2 separate regions of the Homo sapiens genome follow, and region 1 is linked to region 2. A link is a loop called in an ENCODE intact Hi-C map of the cell type or tissue named here. Cell type or tissue: PC-9. All regions are shown on one strand.

The links. Hi-C counts contacts between places; a loop is a spot of excess contacts. Peaks named below come from ENCODE experiments on the same cell type or tissue, not always from the same donor. Only the 100,000 strongest peaks of a DNase experiment are listed, where the experiment ranks them.
Region 1: it touches region 2 in a loop (2.5-fold over the local background); 4 of 110 quality-filtered maps call a loop at or near these places.

Annotation. Positions count from the first base shown.
Region 1 is chr20:17,553,483-17,561,482 of GRCh38, forward strand. It overlaps a transcript of BFSP1 not described here. Among named protein-coding and RNA genes, the nearest start is that of DSTN, 13 kb to the right of the region's middle. RefSeq lists an enhancer at 3,754-4,469. In PC-9, no CTCF peak of the experiment used is centred here; DNase peaks (open chromatin) are centred at 3,599, 4,329, 5,059 and 5,389; H3K4me3 peaks cover 2,637 bases; H3K27ac peaks cover 5,915 bases.
Region 2 is chr20:17,845,078-17,853,077 of GRCh38, forward strand. It overlaps LOC107985440 (a long non-coding RNA gene), which reads right to left and starts at 5,313. Exons shown (of 3, transcript XR_001754511.2): 1 at 5,088-5,313. RefSeq lists enhancers at 4,267-5,466, 4,808-5,102. In PC-9, no CTCF peak of the experiment used is centred here; DNase peaks (open chromatin) are centred at 4,944 and 5,304; H3K27ac peaks cover 1,174 bases.

The sequences.
Region 1 (8,000 bases), 290 kb before region 2:
AATTCATTGGCAATTCAGTGATGAAGAAAACAAAGTACCTATACTTATGGAGCAGATATTCTATTAGGGTTAAAGAGACAGTAAACAACTAAACAAATATACAGTGTGTCAGTTGCTGATAAGTGCTTCAAAAATCATACAGAACAGAAAGAGGATAGACAGTGGAGGCAAGTGGGGTGGCAAACTACTTTAGATAAGGTGATCATCAAGGCCTTTCGGATTTATTAGTAGAGAGCTCATCTTATACCAGTTAGAATTGGGATCTTTGAAAAGACCTGTTAAAAATATATAAACATATATATATATATATATACACACACACACACACACACACACACACACATATATATATATACACATATATATACATATATATACACATATATATACATATATATATATACACACATATATATTTCTGATGGCAAGTCTGAGTAAATACAAGAGAAGTCACAATTTAATTATCTTTGGCACAAAGATAATTAAACTACAGTTGCAGATGGCATATTTTTAGCATTAGGGAATAGAAACTATTATGTACAGTATTATGTCCCCCAAATTTAAAATCTACATAAAATGCATGATTTTCTAGAAAAAAAGACAAAGTGCCAAAGTTGACTCAAGAAATAGAAAACTTGAGAAGAACAAAAGAAAATATAAAAATTAGTTTAAGGCTGACTTTGTTAGATTTATGTTTAAGATCAGGTCTAAGGACCTGCTGGTTTCTCAGGCCAATACTATCAAAGCTTTAAGGTACAGGTAAGTCTTGCCTTATATAACTTGTTCAGAGAAAAGGCAAAGAAGGAAATAGTCCCAATTTATTCTTTATTTTGTGTTTTCACAAACACAAAACCAAAATAAAACATAGGCCTTCCTTGTGAAAATAAATGTAAAGATCCTAAGTAAATGACTAATAAACCATATCTAGCAGTAGTTCCAGAGAACACACCTCAAGCCCGAGCAGAATGTATCATAGAAGGCCACAATTGTTTGGCATTAGCGAATCCATTAATATAATTTACTACATTAACAAATTAAAGGAGGGGAACACCTAGTTAATGAAACTAAATACCCACCACTGATGAAAAGTCTTACAAAAATAAGACAAGAAATTTATTTGACATATTAAAGGATATCTGCCAGAAGCCTAACAGAAAGAGCAGAACAGATGATGGAATATTAGATGCTTTTCCACCAAAGTCAGGAACAAGATAAGGATCGCCACCAGTCAGCATTATGCTTCCAAACCTAACCCATGCAATGACAAGAATTAGAAATTAGTTATAAAAATTAGAAACAAAGAAATAGAACTCTCATTTGTTGCTTATATCTCATTCCCATAACGTCTAAGAAAATTAAGAGGAAAAGTATTAGAATTAATGAGGGCTCAGTAAGATGGCTGGCTATAAGACTAATAAACAAAATCAAATGTTTGTCTTTAATAAACAATAATGAATTATAATTAACTAAAAATCACAAAATACCTTGAAATAATCTAATTAAGCCATGCATAGACTCTACATGAAGAAAAGTAGGCCAGGTGCAGTGGCTCATGCCTGTAATCCCAGCACTTTGGGAGGCCGAGGTGGGAGAATCACATCAGCCCAGGAGTTTGAAACCAGCCTGGTCAACAAAGTGAGAACCTGTCTCTACAAAAAATTAAAACAAATTAGCCAGGCATGGTGGTGCATGCCTGTGGTCCCAGCTACATGGGAGGCTGTGGCAGGAGGATCTCTTGAGGCTGCAGTGAGCTGTGTTCGTGCTGTTGCGCTCCAGCCTGGGTGACAGAGTGAGATCCTATCTCACAAAAAAAAAAAAAAAAAAAAAAAGAATAGTACAAAGTTTTACTGAGAGTCACAAAGGAATGCCCAAACAATTACAGAAACATGGCCGGCAGTGGTGGTTCATGCCTGTAATCCCAGCACTGTAGGAGGCCAAGGTGGGCAGATCACCTGAGGTCAGGAGTTGGACACCAGCCTGACCAACATTGTGATGTCCTGTCTCTACTAAAAATAGAAAAATTAGCCAGGCATGGTGGCCCACACCAGTAATCCCAGATACTTGGGAGGCTGAGGCATGAGAATCGCTTGAACCCGGGAGGCAGAGGTTGCAGTAAGCTGAGATTGTGCCACTGCACTCCAGCCTGGGCAACAGAATGAGACCCTGTCTCAAAAAACAAAACAAAATAAACAAACAAAACAATAAGAATTACAGAAACATGCCATGTTCACAGGTGAAAAGAATCAATATTGTAAAGATAATGGATTCCCCACAAATTGATGATTAAAAACTGTGCAATACCAATCAAATACCATCAAGATTTTTAAATAGAACTTCACAAGAAGATTGTCAAATTCATATGAAAGAGAAAATGTATAAGGATAACTAAGGACAATTTTTACAAGAAGAACAAGGGCCCATCAAATATTTAAAATATACAATAGAGCCAGAGTAATGAAAAAGGTGATATTTGTATAAGAATGAAGAAATCAGTGGAGAGAATAGAGCAAGCAATAGACCCATGTTGGTCCATTTCTACATGGGAATGGAATAGATGGTAAAAATGACATTTTATACCAATGGGAAAGGATAAGCTAGTTAGACAAAAAGTTTTGGGGAAAATGGATATATATTTGAGAAAAAATAAAGTTAGGTATCTCACAATATATAAAACTAATTCCAAATGAAATCTTGGTGGTAGAAAGGCTTTCTTAAGCAAAATTTAAAATACAATCATCAGCCGGGTGCAGTGGCTCGTGCCTGTAACCCCAGCACTTTTGGAGGCCAAGGCGAGAGGACTGCTTGAGGCCAGGAATTTGAGACCAGCCTGGGCAACATAGCAAGACTCTACAAAAAAATACAATAGTTAGCTGGGCATGGTGGTGTGTGCCTGTATTCCCAGCTACTTGGGAGACTGAGGTGGAAGGATCTCTTGAACCCAGGAGTTTGAGGATGCAGTGAGTTAATGATCACACCACTGCACTCCAGCTTGGGTGACAGACTGACAGCCTATCTCTAAAAAAGAAAAAATTAAAAATAATAATAAAAAAACACAGGAACACAAAACTATCTATTACTATCTATTGATCTATCTATCTATCGTGTGTGTAAATAAGCAAAACCTGGAAGGACAGACTTTGTTCTGCACATTTTAAACCAGTAGTAGAGCTTAAATTTGGTGAGGAGGGAAAGAATTGCAGGGGAGTGAAGGTGACATTTTTCTACCCAGAGTTTTTTTTTTAATAAGAAGACATTCCCAGATAATTTATATAATTAAATTTTTTAAAACGACCTCTTTATTATTATATAAATATGTGGCAGGAAAATTAATAGGGAACATTTATTTTCTTTCTTAGACATTTTCAACATTTTTTTCCCCTGATAAATCTGTATTTTTTTAATAGCCAGAAAAAATGCACCAAAGTGGTTTCCCTTCTGAAATTATTTTTAATGGTGTTTGGCTCACAGCAGAATGATCCAGGCCCATCCGTGTCCTGGCTCAGGGCCCAGGCTCTCTCCCTGGCAGCCAGCGAGGTGATCTTGCCAGAGCTATCCCAACTGCTGCCTCCCTGGCTGCCAGCATCACCTTGGCTACCTGCAGAGACACTCCTGCCACTGCCTCACTGGTGGGGAGAGCTCCCTCCTGTTGCAACACTGATTAATATAAGATGAGTGGAAAAGCAAAGGGAGGGCAAATACAGAGGGCCAGGCCGTGCAAAGGAGAAGTCCGTTTCTGCAGCATTGATACCAGGTCCCACGTCAATCTCTCTGAATAATCTGGCCCTCGCAGTTTCTCTTTGGAGAAATTTGAGATACGCTTCCCAGCAGCTGGGTCAAAGGGCCTTTGAATACAGCGCCTCATTGCATATCCCTTCCCACCTGCACTGGTGTTGCAGACCATGGGGGGCACCTCATCTCTCCCCTACCTCAAGGGGGCTTCTCTGCAGGAGCTTACAGAATGGCTTTAGCTTTCTCTGCCCCCCTATGTCCCCTACAACGTATTCTAGTGACTCAGTCCTGGGCCCTCCTGGCTCAAGGGAAGTCCATATATCCATGAGTGGTTGTAGGAGGGTTGCCGGCATGACCCAGCTAACTTACTGAATCACCTTTTCAGATTTGGTGCCTTCTTCCAGGTCTCTTGCCTGGGACCTTCATGCGCCTAACAGTCTCTTTTGCTGTTTTATTTGAAGCATAGAATTGTAGCCTGAGTCTTTCCTCAGTTTATTTTGTGATTGATCCTCCTTACCAAGTGTTTATCGTGGTTCCAGTGTGTGTGTTGGGGGGTGATTCTAAAGAACACTGCTTGTGAGTCACGCTGCTCTGTTAATAAACCTGTTATGCAGGAAAACCCAGCTGAAAGGCAGATCCAAGCTGCTCACTCCCAGCTGTTAGTAAGTGGATACAATGGCCTTTTCATTGGGTATGAATTTTAGTCTATTATATTTTCTTTAGAAACTAAAATCAGCTCATGAGAAGTTAAAGTAATGCTGACTTTGTTTCATAAGAAATAAAAACTCGACTCAGGAGGACCCCAGCCATTATTTGTGGCTCACATTCTCTAAACTTCATCTGAAAAGCTGATATTCCAGATTCCTTACATCTCTCCAAGATGGCTAGCATCTTATACACACAAAGATGGGGGGGGGTTTTACTCAGCAAGAAAAATATTTATTTTCCTTTTTTTTTTTAGGAGAAAAATACTTGTCTCTTCAACCTCATTAATTTTTATGATGCGTAAAATTTTTTCATTACATTAGCCAAAAAGACTCTGGACTGAATAAAGTATAGCACCCAAACCATTTAAAATGGCTTCCTGACTGGGAAGACACTGCAGTCATCTCAGGGAAGTTTCTGGCCTTGGGAAAAACAAATGGAACTTTGGCCGTTCAAGAAGGGAAACTCAAGAATCCAGGCCTTGCGTGCTGCTCTTTTTTCTCTGAAAGCTTTTGGAAGTGGAGCCACACTTTATTTACCGAATATGCACTTCTTGTTTCTTGTAACCATGGTGCTTTAGTTGAGTGTGTCTTATGTCAGACTACTACTGAGCCAATATTTATCATTTTAGAAATTTCCATGAGTCATAAAACAAATGTGCAACCCGCTTGCTGTACCTTCTACGGGAGTTTCTTTCCTAGAGTTCTTTAAAGCAAAAAGAAAAAATGCTAAACCTAGAATCCAACACTTGCCGTTTATCAGAACACTTACATACTTTCTCCAGCATGGAGGCTCCTTCTGTGAAATTTGAAAATCCATTCAGCTCACATCCAAGGTGTGCTGCCTGCTGCCTGAGGTACCCTGCCTACCCAGGACTCCAAAACCCTCTCCAGAGGGCCAGGTCTGGGCTGAGAAAGAAAGGAGGCTTTAGAGGTTTGCAGAGAGGAAGTGACTCACTGGCTCAAGGGGTGGGAGGGAAGGCTTTCCACAGGATAGAGAATATAAATGAGCAAGCAATTCCTTCCACTTCCAGCATGGAAAATTTTACTAGGGGACCACCTCTTAATGACTGGGCCTGAATTTAGTGACCACTCACCTCCACTCCCCCTTCCAAAAAGAAGAGTAAAGAAAAAAAAAAAAGCAGGACCAATTGCAAGATGTGATGTTGTTTGCCTCATTTACACGTAAGGATGTTGAAGCTAATGCTGTTTGATCTCTTGTGTCAATCAGCTCCCTTTGCCCAGACATGGATAGTTGGGAGAACCACATTAAGTCTACAATCTAGAAAACTACAGCAATTTATTGCTTTTGCCATTAAAAAACAACAACAACAACAACAACAAAAACAAGTCCTCTAGAGCCCTGTTTTGTCTAGAGCCCAAGGCCTAGAGTTTATAAATCAAAATTTAAGAGACTGCGTTAGTATTACTAGAACAGGATACTTCACGAATTGCTAAGACTGTGCCAGGCACTCAGTATCTCTTCTGTGGAGTGCAAGCATCACCTTTTAGAGTTAAAAGGGTCAAATTAGTCAACATCTTGAGTTTACAGGTGAGGACAAGGAGTCCCAAAGGGGTGCACCTTGCAGAGGTCCTATGGCTACTTAACAGTAGGGCTAGGCAAGACTAGAATTTGTGTCATCCAGAGCACGAGTCCCCACCCCTGGGCCATGAACCAGTATTGGTCTGTGGCCTGTTAGGAATGCGGCGAGTGAGCATGACCACCTGAGCTCCACCTCCTGTCAGATCAGCGGCGGCATTAGATTCTCATAGGAGTGGGAACCCTATTGTGGACTGTGCATGCAATGAATCTAGGTTGCACGCTCCTTGTGAGAATCTAACTAATGCCAGATGATCTGAGATGGAACAGTTTCATCCTGAAACCAATCCCCCGCCAACCATCCCCCTGCCACCCCGTCTGTGGAAAAATTGTCTTCCACAAAACCAGTCCTTGATGCCAAAAATGTTGGGGACCTCTTATCTAGAGTCAAATACCTCACCGAAGGACTGGCAGTGGAAATATTGGAGCAAAACAGTTACAGTAAAAGGCACTCAAATTTCAAATCATGACCATTGGCCTTTGGCTATCTGTTTTTGGTGTTTGTTTTCCTTGAATACAACTCAGAGTTCCCTCATCAGGAAGAGCTGGGTTTCTTTGGCTGAACCATCATTTGACATCCCTCCTGCTACCCCCGAGAAGACAGGAAAATTAGGAGGTAAGCCAGAGCAGACCCCAAAGAAAATAAAAAAACAGGGAGGAAACCCATTACATATCTACATCTATCTTATGTATCTTGGTCCATAGGGTCTAATTTTTTTTGGTAGGACATCAGGCATTCTCTTCCTCCAAATATCCAACTTTGAATAAACCCTCCAGCCATCTCTTCCATATTCATATTTGCCAACATAAGTGACGAATGATGTCATTAACAAACACTCACTTCCTTCCTCTGTGGATGCTCCACTCATCAAAGATCCAGTAACATCTCCCTGGTGTGATCTGCTGCACCAGGTAGGATCCTGAGAATTCCCAAGGGAACTTGGGCCAAGTTTATCTTGGCATTTCTGTTTTCACTTGTGATCTCCTTATTCATCTTCATATTCCTGGTAGCTAACATGGCCGCAGCTGGCACACAGTAGGACCTCAGGAAACATCCTCAAATCTAAATGAAAAAATGTTCAGTTAGATTTGACAGTGGCTTCCCATTGTGAATATAAACAAGTTGCCCACCTGCATGCACTGGTATCACCTCCATATCCCAGCAGGGCTTCAGCACTGCCCTGACATTACCTGGCAGCCTCTGGGGTGGGCGCTTTGCTGGTTCTGAGTTTTTCCTGCCCTGTAGTTGCAGCGGGTGAGGCAGAAGTCTGCAGGGAATAATGGGACGAGCTGGGGAAAAATGAGTCCCAACCAGAGAGCTTGCCACAACCAGCCCATTGCTGTCTGTGACATGCTTTTTCCTCCTCTGACTGTCACTTTCCTCCCTTTCTTAACCACCGTGTGAAACAGTCCTTTCATTTTTTCTAAAGTGACTTATTCTGAGCTTTTAGAAAAACTCTCTTGTTTTTACATGTTAAGGTTTACTGTGAAATTTCTAGTCTCTTCATTCCTATCCTTCATGATTTTATGACTTGTGATTACACTCAATCCTACATGCTGAAGAGTCTGAACTCATTTCATCTATCCTTAAAAAAATGCTTGATTTCCTTGTTTTCCCCTTTCTGAATATTTTGTGGTTCATTTTTCTTTCTCCGGAAGTACAACAACCGGATCAGAAGTGTAAAAAGAATGTATCATGGAGGTTGGGCATGGTGGCTCATGCCTGTAATCCCAGCACTTTGGGAAGCCAAGGCAGGCAGATCACGAGGTGAGGAGATGGAGGCCATCCTGGCTAACACAGTGAAACCCCGTCTGTACTAAAAATACAAAAAAATTAGCTGGGCGTAGTAGTGGGTGCCTGTAATCCCAGCTACTCGGGAGGCTGAGGCAGGAGAATCGCTTGGACCCGGGAGGTAGAGGTTGCAGCGAGCCCAGATCGCACCACTGCACTCCAGCCCAGGCAACAG
Region 2 (8,000 bases):
CTTTCTTTCTTTCTTTAGAGATGGGATCTTGCTATGTTGCCCAGGCTGGTCTCTAACTCCTGGGCTCAAGCAATCTTCCTGCTTCATTCTCCCAAAGTGTTAGGATTACAGGCATGAGCCCTCACACCTGACTGTTTACTCTCTATTGAGTACTTTACAAATACCATCTCTGTGAATTAGGTATTCTTATCCCCTGAGCTTAGATAATGCAGCTGAGTTGACGCGGCCTGCTGAAGGTCACCCAGCTACTAATAGTGAATCTAGGTTCAAACCCAGGGCTGCCAGAGCCCATTCCCTTACACTGGGTCATGTTACTAAAAATGCCAAAAGAGGCTGGGTGCAGTGGCTCACGCATGTAATCCCAGCACTTTGGGAGGCCAAGCCGGGTGGATCACAAGGTCAGGAGATCACGACAATCCTGGCCCACATGGTGAAACCCAGTCTGTACTAAAAATACAAAAAATTAGCCGGGCATGGTGGTGGGTGCCCATAGTCCCAACTACTCGGGAGGCTGAGGCAGGAGAATGGTGTGAACCTGGGAGGCGGAGCTTGCAGTGAGCCAAGATCATGCCATTGCACTCCAGCCTGGGTGACAGAGTGAGACTCCGTCTCAAACAAAAAACAAAAAACAAACAAACAAATACAAAAATTAGCTGGGTGTGGTGGCGCAGGCCTGTAGTCCCAGCTACTCAGGAGGCTGAGGCAGAAGAATTGCTTGAATCCAGGAGATGGAGATTGTAGTGAGCCAAAATCGCACCACTGCACTCCAGCCTGATGACAAAGCAAGACTCCATCTCAAAAAAAAAAAAAAAAAAAAAAATGCCGAAGAGCTAAGTCAGGGCTTTGATCAAGAAAGGCGAGAAGGCAGGGTTGAGCTCTTCGCTTGAGAGAAGGGGTTAGCTGGTGATGTTGTCATAAGCCCACGAGGGGCCACAGCTCTAGACCTGAGTGCTACACATTGACCCTCCTCTTGGCACCAGACACTGCCCTGCTTGTCATTTCTGTACGGATCAGGGTCCCAGCACAAAACCAAAACCATGCTAGATCTTCCAACCCAGGGAGTTTAATAGAGGGAACTTGTTTTGCAGCTTTGAATTGATGAACAGCCATATGAGGATGTCGAGGTCACCCAGAGGTTAGTAACAACAGGAAGCCACTGCTACCATCACTAGGGCTGGGACAGGAAAGGACAAAGGGACAAGGTGGGGTCATCAGAGTTGATGGTTCTGGGGCCTCTGGCAGGAGCTGGAGCCGCAGCAGAGAGGCAGCCACTGCCTGACACACCCCCAGAAGCAGAGCAGGGAGACACACCCTGAGCTCTCCCCGCCTCTGCCCTCCAGGCTTCTACTCACTTGTCCAAGCCTATCTGAAGCCAGAGGGCAGGGGCCCTGGAAGGGACCCTCTCCACACTGTAGAACAGAAAGCAGAAAGGAGAGAAAAGGGTCTGAGAGAAAACAGGAGGAGGCCAGACACAATGTCTACCCCAACAACTGCCCTTCAAGGTCATTGTTTTTACCCCATTGTAGAGATGAGGAAACTGAGGAAACACTCACATATCCACACCTGCACCTACACATGTACACATCACATACACATATGCACACATACAACCATTATGCACATCATACACACAGGCTCACTGCTTCACTTTGAAGAGGTTAAATGACTGAGCCAACCAAGATGAGACAACTTTTAGGTTGGTGGAGACCTAATTTAAACCCAGGTCACTATATCGGTTTTCACAGCTCAGGCCAAACTGGTCACCTCCAGGACTTTGTGAATCATGAAGAATCCAACAACAAAACAACAGCAACAACAGCAACAACATAACAATGTAAGAGACCTTGAAGTTCCAAAGGCTTAGCCCGTGTGGGGCCAAGGGTCAAGGGCCCTCGGATGATGATGGTGCTCGTGTTTCCCTCTCCTCCTCGGCTCCCTAAGTCCCAGCTGCAGAAGAACATTCTATTAAGCCACAGCCAGCACTCTGGTTTTGGGGACTAAAGGCAATTTTTATTTCCTTCTTTGTGCTCTTCTCTATTTTCCAGAAGGTTTTGTTGTTGTCGGTTTTGGGGGGTTTTTTGTTTGCTTGTTTTGAGACAGGGTCTGGCTCTGTCGCCCAGGCTGGAGTGCAGTGATGCGATCTTGGCTCACTGTAACCTCCGCTTCCGGGGCTCAAACCATCCTCCCACTTCAGCCTCCTGGGTAGCTGGGACTACAGGTGCATGCCATCCCACTAGCTAATTTTGTATTTTTTGTTTCGCCACATTGCCCAGGCTGGTCTCGAACTCCTGGACTCAAGCAATCCTCCTGCCTTGGCCTCCCAAAGTGCTGGGATTACAGGTGTGAGCCACTGCACCTGGCCTATTTTCCAGTTTTTTGTGAGGAGCATGCACTGCTTTGTTACTGGGAAGGACAGATCATCTTTAGGCAATATTACACGGTAGCAGGCCCCAGATGAAGGCTTAACAGAAAGAAAGTTGGGGCAAAAGAATGGTGGCAGGAAAGAGGACTGGCCAATACAGATGGCGTGTCACCGTCCTGCTCCCTCCTTCCCTGGAAGTGGACAAAACCAGGCACCATTCACATGCCATGGTCTGGGCTATTCTTAACATACCCTCACACATATGCACGCAAACCTCAGGTGCACAAATAGACACATGCACTTACACATATGGCACACATAAATATACACACACAAAGACACACACACACCCTCACAAGCACGCCTGCCCATGATGCATGTGCATACATACACTCACATATTTGCTCACACATTCACACACATATAAACACACCTCTCATGCACATACACACTCACATATTTGCTCACACATTCACACACATATAAACACACCTCTCATGCACATACACACTCACATATCCACACGTGCACCTACACATGTACACATCACATACATGTATGTACACGCACAACTATTATGCACATCGTACACACAGGCTCACTGCTTCACTTTGAAAATCGGATTTCCAAAACTTTCCTAGCACAACCATCTCACAAGGGTGTCTCTGGCCTCCTCCTCTGAGCAGCTCCCAATAACGCCTTCCAGGAGCAGGGGTGCCTTCTGTCTGGGCCCCAGAACATGCACTGCAGGTGTCGTCTCAGGGTGGGCTCCAAAGAGCATTTCCCTCTGTAACCACAGGCTGGGAGGCCCAGCCCATCCCCTTGAGCACTGGGCAACCCGTCGGCACCCAGGAGCTCAGCTCTCAGGAAGGCTTCCAGAAGCTCCCTTCAAAACCTCAGAAGCAGCTCCATACCCTCAGGAGAGGCTGCAGTTTGCAGAGTTCACACTTCCCTGGAGGAAGCCTATGAAGCCAGACCCACCTGGGCCCTCAGAAAGGCCCCTGGAGTCAGAATGCTTGGATCCAGTCCCTGCTCCTCTCTGAGCCTTGGTTTTCTCATCAGTAATGGAACAGACCTTTGAGCTCTCATCAAGAGCTTGTAGCTAATACTATAGACTGAGCCTCTCAACCTTCAAGGCAGCTGGAGAGGAGTTTAATTCAGTGGATAACATGCACCCAAAGTCCTTAGCCATCAGTGTTTATTGCTGGGGGTTCCACAGTCCCTGCTGATATAAATATATATGTAACTTGCTCCCCCCAGAGAGCCCAGATGGCTGGGAGGTGGAGGGGAACTGCACACACCTGTGCAGTCACCCTCACCACCCCTACAGGTTAGCCACAGCCCAGTGGTTTGGCAAAAACATCTGCCCCATGCTTCCTGGATAACATACTGAGCAGCAGAGACCCAGGATGGGAGGGGCAGCTGGGAGCTGAGGGCCTCCGGGATGGTCTCAAACAGGAAGGGATGGCAGGTGCTATGCCTGCAGGTGCGGGGACAGGGTCACATGAATCAGGTAGGCAAGGCATGGGCCTGTGACTTTTGAGGACCAAGGAGGGGGACATGCTCAGGATGGGCTGAAATGTCCCTCTGTCACCTTCCAAAGGGGGTGCCTAGCAGAGATCCAACTTAGGGTTTTTGCTTCTTTAGAGAAAGCCATTGTCAGCTACATCGCAGAATGGGTGGGAATAGGAAGTTAACTTGGAAAGACATGAATTGTCATTCCTTGGAAAAGGGGAATGAGCTTCCAATGGTCCAAGGAATCAGGAATGAGTCCACTGGGAAGCAGGGTAACTCTGGTGTCCCCAGAGAGCCAGGTCTGCAGTGACACCAGGAAGCCCTGCAATCGTGCTGGGCTTTGACCTGCTGGGTGAGGCCCCTGCCCCGGGCCTCAGGCCCTGCCGAACTCCATGCTGGCTCTTCTGGGCCATAGTCCTCCCCAGAGTAAGGAGTTGGTGAGGCCAAGGGGACATGCCCAGCTAGATGATCACACACATCCCCTTCTAGAAGGTACCCCTCGTCCTGAGGGTGGCCAAGGGGACGCTGTCTGCAAGAGAATGATGGAGTGTGGTTGGCCAGATGTGTGTGCCCAGGGCACCTCAGCATGAAGGGGACTGGGAGGTGGGAAGGGAAGGAGAGGGAAAAGGGAGGCCTCCTACCCAGGCTAAAGTCCCCACCCAGTGATTTCTGCTTAGACTGGCCACCCTTGTCATAAAGGAGGCCAGGAAAGGTGACTGTGCTATGCTTAATAATACAGACTCTGTAACTGGTAAGATCAGGAAAGACGATTGAGGGCAGGCAGCTGGCAGCCTTTCTGTGCTTCACTTTTCTACTAAATGCAGCAGAGGGGAGAGGGTTGCCCCACCCCAGAGAGTCCCTACCACAGAGCAGACCCCCTTAGCACCCAGGATCACTCCAGGAGCTGAGGACTATATCCAGCACCCACACCTTAAACTTGACTAGATGCAATTACTCAACCATACACTCACATTTTCCTCAGCTGGCCACTGAGGTCAGAGCCAGCTAGACTGGACTTCCTGCTGCTGCCCTGGAGATCCCTGTTGGCACTGGAGACTCCTGGACACAGAACGTGTTATGAGTCAGAAGCAAATGTGGAATTCTCTACTTCCTGCCGTCACCCACACGTGGGGCGTATCCGCTACTGCTGTATAACAAATCATCCCAAGAATGTAGTAGTTAAAGATAACAACGGTTTACTTTTACTCACAAGTCTGTGGATGGTCTGAATGGTTCTTTGGATCTGGACTGGGCTCAGCTGGCCTCAAATGGGCCTCACCCCTGCATCTGGAGGGAGCTGCTGGCTCATCTGGGCACTAGCTGGTCCCGATGGTCTCAGCGGGAACGGCTCCTTCTGCTTTGCATTCTCGCCTCCTCTGGGAGGCTGGCCCAGGCATGTTCACAGCACAGGTTGGACGGGTTTCCAAGGGAGCAATGGAAGTGTGCTGGGCCTCTTGAGGCCTGGACTTGGTTGCACCACGTTCTATTGGCCAAGTCGCAAGACCAGCGTGGATTCAAGGGGTGGAGAAATAGACTCCATCTGTTGATGGGAGGAGCAGCAAAGGCACATCGTGAAGGGATATGATAGGGGAGGGAATAACTATGGCTATTTTTGCTTACAAACAGCTTACTACAGGAAGTGTGGCCATCTGCCCTCCAGCACAGAGTCAGCATGCAAGCTGCCCTGGAAAAATTCCTATGAAATTTTTTTTGCAAACTTGTGGCCATTTGGAGGTTACGTGGTGAGAACATTCAGATATACGTAGATATCTGACCATGGTAGCTGCAGCACTCAGGGCCCCACCAGAAAAATAGAGCCCCAGCCAAGTAGTTCAATAGTGAATTAATACTAGAAACTACAGCTTGACCTTTGAACAATGAGGAAGTTAGGGTCATCAACTCCTCACGTAATTGAAAATCCACATATAACTTTTGACTCCCCAAAAAGTTTAGTAATAGCCTACTGTTGACCGGAAGCCTTATTGATAACACAAACAGTTGATTAATGCATATTTTATATGTTATAAATATTATTACTGTATTCTTACAATAAAATAAGCTAGAGAAAAGAAAATGTTATTAAGAAAATCATATGAAGGAGAAAATAAATTTATTGCTCATTAAGTGGAAGTGGATCATCATAAAGGTCTTCGTCCTCATTGTCTCCATGCTGAGTGGGCTGAGGAGGAGGAGGAAGGGGAGGGATTGGTCCTGCTGTCTCAGCGTGGCAGAGGCAGAAGAGGATGAGAAGGTGGAAGGGCCAGCGGGAGAGGCAGGCACACTCGGTGTAACTTTATGGAAATATATCATCATTTTTGTTTGACTTTTTTCCTTTCTCATTTCTCTGAAAATGTTTCTGTACAGTACCAATTCTTCTTCCACCATTTGCTTTAGTTTCAGTGCCCAAACCATAGAAGGGTCCATGTGGTAAAAAAAGTCAAAACTGACTTTTTTTTTTTTTTTTGAGTTGGAGTCCTGCTGTCACCCAGGCTGGAGTGCAATGGCACGACGTTGGCTCACTGCAACCTCTGCCTCCCAGGTTCAAGCAATTCTCCTGTCTCAGCCTCACAAGTAGCTAGGACTACAGGCACACGTCACCACACCTGGCTAATTTTTGTACTTTTAGTAGAGATGGGGTTTCACCATACTGGTCAGGCTGGTCTCGAACTCCTGACCTCAGGTGATCCACCCGCCTCAGCCTCCCAAAGTGCTAGGATTACAGGTGTGAGCCACTGCACCTGGTCAACAATCTTAAGTCATTGGAACCCTTCTGCCAGATTGTCTAATGTCAGTCTCTTTTCTCACAGTGCGTCTTCTATGTTCTTTTTTTTTCCTGAGCCAGTCAAATTTAGCAGTGGGGGTTGTATACCAACTTCAGTGACACTAACGTTAATAAGTTCTGATAATCCACTACCATGTCTTGTTTCTCATTGTCCGGCTCTGGTTCAGAAGCATTTATCTCTATCAAGTTGTCTTCTGTTAATTCCTTTGTGTGGTGTCTGTTAGCTCTTGAATTTCTCCAAAATCCATATCTTGAAACCCTTCACTCCCCAACCTTGTTGCCATACTCACAATCTCTTTTCTTGATTGGCTGTGTCATAAATCCTGTGAAGTCATGCACACCTAGACACAGTTTTCTCTAGCAGGAATTTAATGTCTCAGACTTGATGGCTTTCACAGCTTTTTCTATAACAACAACGGCATCTTCGATGGTGTAATCCCACCAGACTTTCATGATATTTTCTCTATTGGGGTTCTCTCTCATAGCACTGACAATCCTTTCCATGGAATACTGTGTGTATTGAACTTTAAAGGTTCTTATGACCTGATCTAGAGGCTGAATTGGAGACATTGTGTTTGGGGGAAAGGAGACCACTTTGACACCTTCGCTGTTGAACTCATGGGGTTCTGGGTGGCGAGGGGCATGGTCCAGGGTCAAGAGAACTTTAACAGGCAGTCCCTACCTCACAAGGTACTTTCTGACTTCAGGAACAAAGCATCGAAGGAACCAGTATAGAAAAAGAGCTCTCCTTATCCAGGCCTTCTTGCACAACCAAAAGACTGGCAACTGGTGCTTATCTTTCCCCTTCAAGGATCAGGGTTTAGCAGCTTTATAGATAAGAGCAGTCCCAATCACAAACCTACTGCATTTGTACAACACAATAGAGTTAGCCCAACCCTTCTTGCCTTAAATCCTGGTGCTCACTTCTCTTCCTTACTAATAGATGTTCTTTGTCCATTTTTTTTTCCAGAATAGAGTACCTTCATCTGTATTTAAAAACCTGTTCAGGTAGACATCCTCTCTCCTCAATGATTTTCTTAAATCATTTCTTTTTTTCTTTTTTCTTTTTTTTTTTTTTTGAGATGGGATCTCGCTCTGTCACCCAGGCTAGAGTGCAATGGTGCGATCTCGGCTCACTGCAAGCTCCGCCTTCTGGGTTCAGCCATTCTCCTGCCTCAGCCTCCCAAGTAGGTGGGACTACAGGCACCCGCCACCGCGCCCGGGTAATTTTTTGTATTTTTAGTAGAGATGGGGTTTCACCGTGGTCTCGATCTCCTGACCTTGTGATCCGCCTGCCTCGGCCTCCCAATGTGCTGGGATTACAGGTGTGAGCCACTGCGC